Regions from separate parts of the Homo sapiens genome. Here region 2 is linked to region 1. The links are chromatin loops, found by intact Hi-C in ENCODE. Cell type or tissue: PC-9. All regions are shown on one strand. Links, peaks and the distances in the headings refer to the core of each region. The heading gives the core; the rest is flanking DNA. Region 1 has its middle 34 kb from the start of LINC02348. Region 2 has its middle 15 kb from the start of TM2D3.

What was found. Peaks named below come from ENCODE experiments on the same cell type or tissue, not always from the same donor. Only the 100,000 strongest peaks of a DNase experiment are listed, where the experiment ranks them.
Region 2: a loop joins it to region 1, with 12 times the contacts of the local background. A loop is called at or near these places in 5 of 110 quality-filtered maps.

Annotation. Positions count from the first base shown.
Region 1 is chr15:101,578,703-101,581,616 of GRCh38, forward strand. No RefSeq gene overlaps it. Among named protein-coding and RNA genes, the nearest start is that of LINC02348, 34 kb to the right of the region's middle. RefSeq lists an enhancer at 588-1,787. In PC-9, for the core only: no CTCF peak of the experiment used is centred there; a DNase peak (open chromatin) is centred at 1,349; H3K4me3 peaks cover 393 bases; H3K27ac peaks cover 1,731 bases.
Region 2 is chr15:101,635,992-101,638,905 of GRCh38, forward strand. It overlaps a transcript of TM2D3 not described here. Among named protein-coding and RNA genes, the nearest start is that of TM2D3, 15 kb to the right of the region's middle. In PC-9, for the core only: no CTCF peak of the experiment used is centred there; a DNase peak (open chromatin) is centred at 1,810; H3K27ac peaks cover 1,978 bases.

The DNA.
Region 1 (2,914 bases), core at 325-2,824:
AGGACGCTGGTCCCTCAGTCGTGATCCACACCAGCCACACAGACGCCCTCTGCCTGCCTCCCACAGGCATGACACTGTTGCCTCCACCGCTGCAGAAAACCAAGTGCCTTCGCCACCATCTCTGTGGTCAGAGCAGAATGAAAGCAATCGGAGCAAGACCTCAGCCTCACCTCCCTGTCCAGGTGACATGCATCTGGCTGTCAGGCCCTTACTGACAGCCCAGAGGCAAGTGGTTCTGAGAAACGTGGGCTTGAACTTTCCAGCCCCCCAGAGGATATCCCCAAGGATGCTGGAGTGGAGGGGCGGTGGTCCAACATCTGCCACACTCACCGCAGTGCCCACCCCTGCCAGGACTCACTCCTTTGAACCCATAAATAACTTTGATCATATCTCCCAGGAACGTGTATATATGTATATGTGTGTGGGGTACATATGTGTGTGCATGTGTGTCCCCTTGTGTAGAGGGTCTGTGTGACTGTGCCAGGGGGGAGAGAGAGACACACACACGCAGTGATAGAGAGAGACAGAGAGAGAGAGAAAGACAAAGAGCCCACAAAGGGGCTGTGCGTGGGGAGCCAGCAGCTGACCCCCTGCCCCCCTCCCCACTTCTTGATCATGGTTTTAACCTCCTTGAAGGCAGGAGATAGGGATGGACTCACTTCCCTGCACAGAGCAGGAGGCTCAGTTCCGTTTGCTGAATGGCGCGGCTGGAAGTGCTCTGGGGGAAGGAAATCAAAGAATATAAGGAAACACAAAGTGGGGAAGGGAACTGACTTTCACAGACAGCTGCATGGCAGTTCATTTAGATGGGGTCAGGTTTTGGCCATCAAAAAAAGCTAGGAAAAACCTTCCTTTCAGAGCTCTTTGACCTTCGGAATCAGAGAAAAGGGATTGTCAGACGTTGCTGTTTTGAGTTATTTCTGGTTTCCCACTTAATTCTCACAGGTCTCAAGGTTGAGCAACTCATTTTATAGGAGAGAAAACGGAGGCTGGGCCAGAAGGACTGTCCTGGGATTGTCGTGGCAGGTGTGGGCTGAATGGAATGGCTAAGCCTCTTCCAACACTGTTCAAACACCCCTCTGTGGAGGAAGAACTGGGAGTCGGGGGCCAGTGCTGCTGTCCCGGGGAACTCCGAACATACACCCCAGATTTGTATTCAAGACTCATTTGTCACTCATGACTCATTTCCAAGTGATGGAATTCCAACTCACAATAGCTTATAAGTTTAGGGGCAGGTGGGGGACTTATTGCTTTGAGTCATGGGGACTTCCAGGAAAGCACAGCGCTTCAGGCATAGCTGGACCCAGGGGGTGGGCAGCCTGTTGCCCAGCAGCTCCAATGAAGGCAATGACTGGCCCAGCTTCGATGGTCTCTCCCCATCCCAAGGAGGGTCAAATTATCTGACTGGCTGGATCTGAGTCACGTCTCAAACTCTGTCACCAGAGGTGGGGTCAGTGCCAACTAAAAGGAAGGAGGGTTAGCCTCCTAAAGACAGCTGGCCAGACAAAAGACATACCGGCAAGGCCACACCACGCACTCACTAACTTGAGCCCCAACTTGGCCTGACCCCCGCAAAGGAGAGAGGGATTCTTTCTGAGACCAAAAACCCTTTCCCAGGTGGAGCACTCCTCTCTAGCAGCCATTTCTCTCCTTAACCGGAACATCACACTCGGCACGTCTGCAAGGGCATATTAAAGTATAAAAGCCACAGAAACAAAATTGAAAATAAAATTTATGACCCTTTTTCGAGCCAATATCCTAAAGCTGACCAAGATAGCCAACCAGATGTGGTCCCGTAAATTGCGGGAGAAGTGTAACGGGCACTTCTATGAAAGCACACACATAGAGGGGGACTCTGCTCATTTCCTAGGTCCCCGGGGAATGGATGAAGAATGTCTCAAAGATCTCGCTTCAGACAGAGAGAAGAGGTGCACTTGCCAACAATCAGCTCATCTCTTCCTTATTTCTGCTAAACTCGTCAAAGCTCGTCTGTTTCAGCTCCTCGGGCCACCTCAGCAGGACTGTTATTGCTACAGAAAAGTTCTGATACGGCCTGAGAACTTCTGTTTCTCTGGCTTAGAGATGTAGGTGGAGGGGCAAATATCTGAGTCCGATTCTGGTCAAGGATGTGCCATTCTTTTTCTTCCCTTTTAAGTCTTTTATTTGCATCTATTTTATGCTGAACTTCTTCCCACGCCGTAAATGTTTGTTTCTTCAGATTCTTCTGGGATACATTTTCTTCTGTGCAACCTCCTTTTCTGGCTTGGGAACAAATTTTCTTTTTTTCTTCAGCAAGGATCACCTCATGGGAGTTCATGTATGGGTTAATCCCACCGTGAGTTCTGTAAATATGGTGGTGCCAATATCTTGGGTACTTTGTTCACCTAGACATGTTCGTTGACCAGAGAATTTACATCTAAACCCTTAAGTTCAGCATTACTCTCTGCATTTTTAAGCAGGTGTGGCAAAAATTCCATACTCTTTTGGATCCTTGGTATCTAATATCTTGGGTACTTTGTTCACCTAGAGATGTTCATTGACCAGAGAATTTATATCTAAACCCTTAAGTTCAGCATTACTCTCTGCATTTTTAAGCAACTGTGGCAAAAATTCCACACTCTTTTGGAGCCACTGACCCTGCATCCAGCCCTACTGTTGGCCTGGGCACACCTCTCAACTCCACCATCATAAGACAGAATGACACACATTGCTTCGGTTAAGATACACCTTTCAGACACTTGGTGGCTTTCCAGATACACACACCTGTCATGGTCTAGGAGTGTTCTTAAAGTGAACACAAAGATTTAAAACTCTTGATGTGCATGATTTTGTGGGGGTTTTCTGCGTCAAGTGAACAGTAAACCACTTTCACAGGTCACCAGAGACCGCTTATAGGCAGAGCTCCCATTCTCTT
Region 2 (2,914 bases), core at 316-2,815, 57 kb after region 1:
AAGTAATTTATATGCTGTAAAGGTTACCAGCTTAAAGTGTAACTGGCTTTCTTCCCTTAGCACCGTGTTTTTGAGGTTTATTCACCTTATGGTGTGTATCAGTACTTCATTCCTTTATGTGATGAAATAGTATTCCATTATATGAATGAACTACATTTTGTTTATGTATTATTCATCAGTGGGACATTTGGGTTGTTTCCACTTTTTTACTATGAATAATGGTGCTGTAAACGAGTTTTTTAGTGTATGTCCTAAAACCTAAAATAACAATAGACAGATAGGCTCTCCAAAGGAGTTTATCTGGGATTGGTGGGGGATTGCAATCCAAGATACCCATGCCACAATGAACCAAGAAACACCCAAAGATGCTGGGGTCAAGGCAAACTTTTATAAAGACAAAAAGGAGAAAGTCATGTAAGCTGGTTTGAAACAAAAACTCTTGACTGTTGAAGCTCATAGCTCCTCATTGGTCACGCTGGCTGTTGCTGGGGAGATGTCTTCACAGCAGCAGCTTAACATGGAGTGTTTATGGTTTCCAGGGAGTCCTTGTAATAGTTCTTATCATAGGTACATGTGCGTGAGTACTCCTCCTTCAGGGCCTCCCGGATTCATTTTGCTAGGGTTTGACCTAAGTGACCCCATTTTGGTGCTGACAACTTTCACAACATATCTCCACTTCTCTTGGGTGTATACCTAGAAGATTCCCCAAGTCACATGGTAACTCTATGTTTAACATTTTCACAAATTGCCAGACTGTTTTCCTGGGCAGCTACATCACTTTACATCCCCACCAGCAATATATGAAGGTTCCAATTTCTCCACATTCTCATCAATACTTGTTATTGTGTTTTCTTTTTCTTTTATTTTTTAGAGACAGTGTCTCGCTCTGTGGCTCAGGCTGGAGTGCAGTGGTGTGGTCACAGTGTCGATGAAGAGTCCAACTCTGTAAAATATTTGAAGAGATTTATTCCGAACCAAATATGAGTGAGGCACAGTATCAAGAGGTCCTAAGAACATGTGCCCGGTGTGGTCCGGCTACAGCTTGAATTTATACATTTTAGGGAGACATAAGACACCAGTCAATACATGTAAGATGCAGACTGGTTCCATCTGGAAAGGCAGGACAGCTCGAAGCAGGGGCTTCCAGATCATGGGTAGATTCAAGGATTTTCTAATTGGCAATTGGTTGAAAGTGTTATTGTCTAAAGACCTCTAATCAACAGAGGGGAGTGTCTGGGTTATGATAAGGGATTGTGGAGACCAAGGTTCTTATCATGCAGATGAAGCCTCCAGATTGCGAGCTTCAGAGAGAATAGATTGGAAATGTTTCTTAGACTGAAAAAGGTGCCAGATTTGTGACTGATTCTCTGCTGTGTCAGGGAAAAGACCTGAAAGGGAAGGGGATTCTTTGCAGAATGTAGATTTTTCCAAGAGACAGCTATGCGGGGCCATTTCAAGATATGGCAAAGAAACATATTTGGGGTTAAAATATTTTGATTTATCTGTCATGTGATGTTATGCCAGAGTCAGGTTGGAAAGTAAGCCACATCACATAGGGTTAAATAAAACTGCTTTGAGATTTTATAAGGTGCAACTCCCCAGCCCCTTAGATAGGAATTTGGGCAAGAGGGAAAAAAGGTCAGAGTTTAGTCCTCAGTAGCTAACTGTAACTCCACCTCCTGGGCTCAAAGATCGCTCCCACCTCAGCTTCCCAAGTAGCTGGGACCACAGGCGCACACCTGCTTATTTTTATTTATTTTTTTTAGAGACAGGCGTAACTACGTTGCGCAGGCAGGTTAAGAATGCCTTTTATTATAGTCATTCTAGTGGGTGGTGAGTCATTTCATTTTGTTCTCATGTAAAAGGACAACTTCATAATATGTGAACAAATTCCCTTGGTTTTCTCTTCGAGCATTTTGCAAGTTGTATTTTGTGTTCTATTCTACATTCCGTGCCCTGATAGCTAGGAGTGAGGCAGGGAAAAGCTCAGCTGAGACTATATCTTTGCTAGAATATCTGGTCTCTGGTTTCTTGACTAGGATTTTCTAAATGTCCTGAATCAAAGTTTCCTCCCCAGGGAATGATGCAATGACCCCTGGGGGTCACCCCAGGCTTTGGATCCTTTATCTGGTTCAGCAGGGAACCCCTGAACCCATCAGAGTCCCTCCTGTTTGTTCACGAGCCCTCTCTCACTGGTCTCTTCCCAGCAGCCCTTTTCACTTCCCCCAGCAGTAACAGGAGAAAGATATAGATACCTCTCTTTCTCCGAATTAACCTGTTTTTCCTCACCAGTGAGACCCCCCCACCTTTTTTTTTTTTGGAGACAGAGTTTCGCTCTTGTTGCCCAGGCTGGAGTGCAATGGTATGATCTCGGCTCACAGCAGCCTCTGCCTCCCAGGTTCAAGCAATTCTCCTGCCTCAGCCTCCTGAGTAGCTGGGATTACAGGCACCTGCCACCACGCCCACCTAATTGTTTTGTATTTTTAGTAGAGACGGGGGTTTCACCATGTTGGCCAGGCTGGTCTCGAACTCCTAGCCTCAGGTGATCTGCCCGCCTCGGACTCTCAAAGTGCTGGGATTGCAGGTGTGAGCCACCACGTCTGGCCTCCAGTGAGACTTTCTGAGTTTTGTTGCGCCAGCAGGGCCATTTGCGGGAGTAATCTTACACACCTGAGCAATAATTTTTTTTCCCTGTATTCACAATTTTTTGACGTTTTTGGCATTTGGCTGTATCCTTTTGCTTGTTCGCTGTGGAGTTTTCATTTGTTTGCTGGTTTTGGGCAGGAAGGAGGTGCTGGCTTTTCCTACAGTGTGTTTATCATTTAAGTATTTGAGAAGGGAGATGCTGCAATCCAGCTGCACTCTACCACTTTAAAAATTCTCAGCAATACTTTTAGGTGTTTAGCTTACTCCC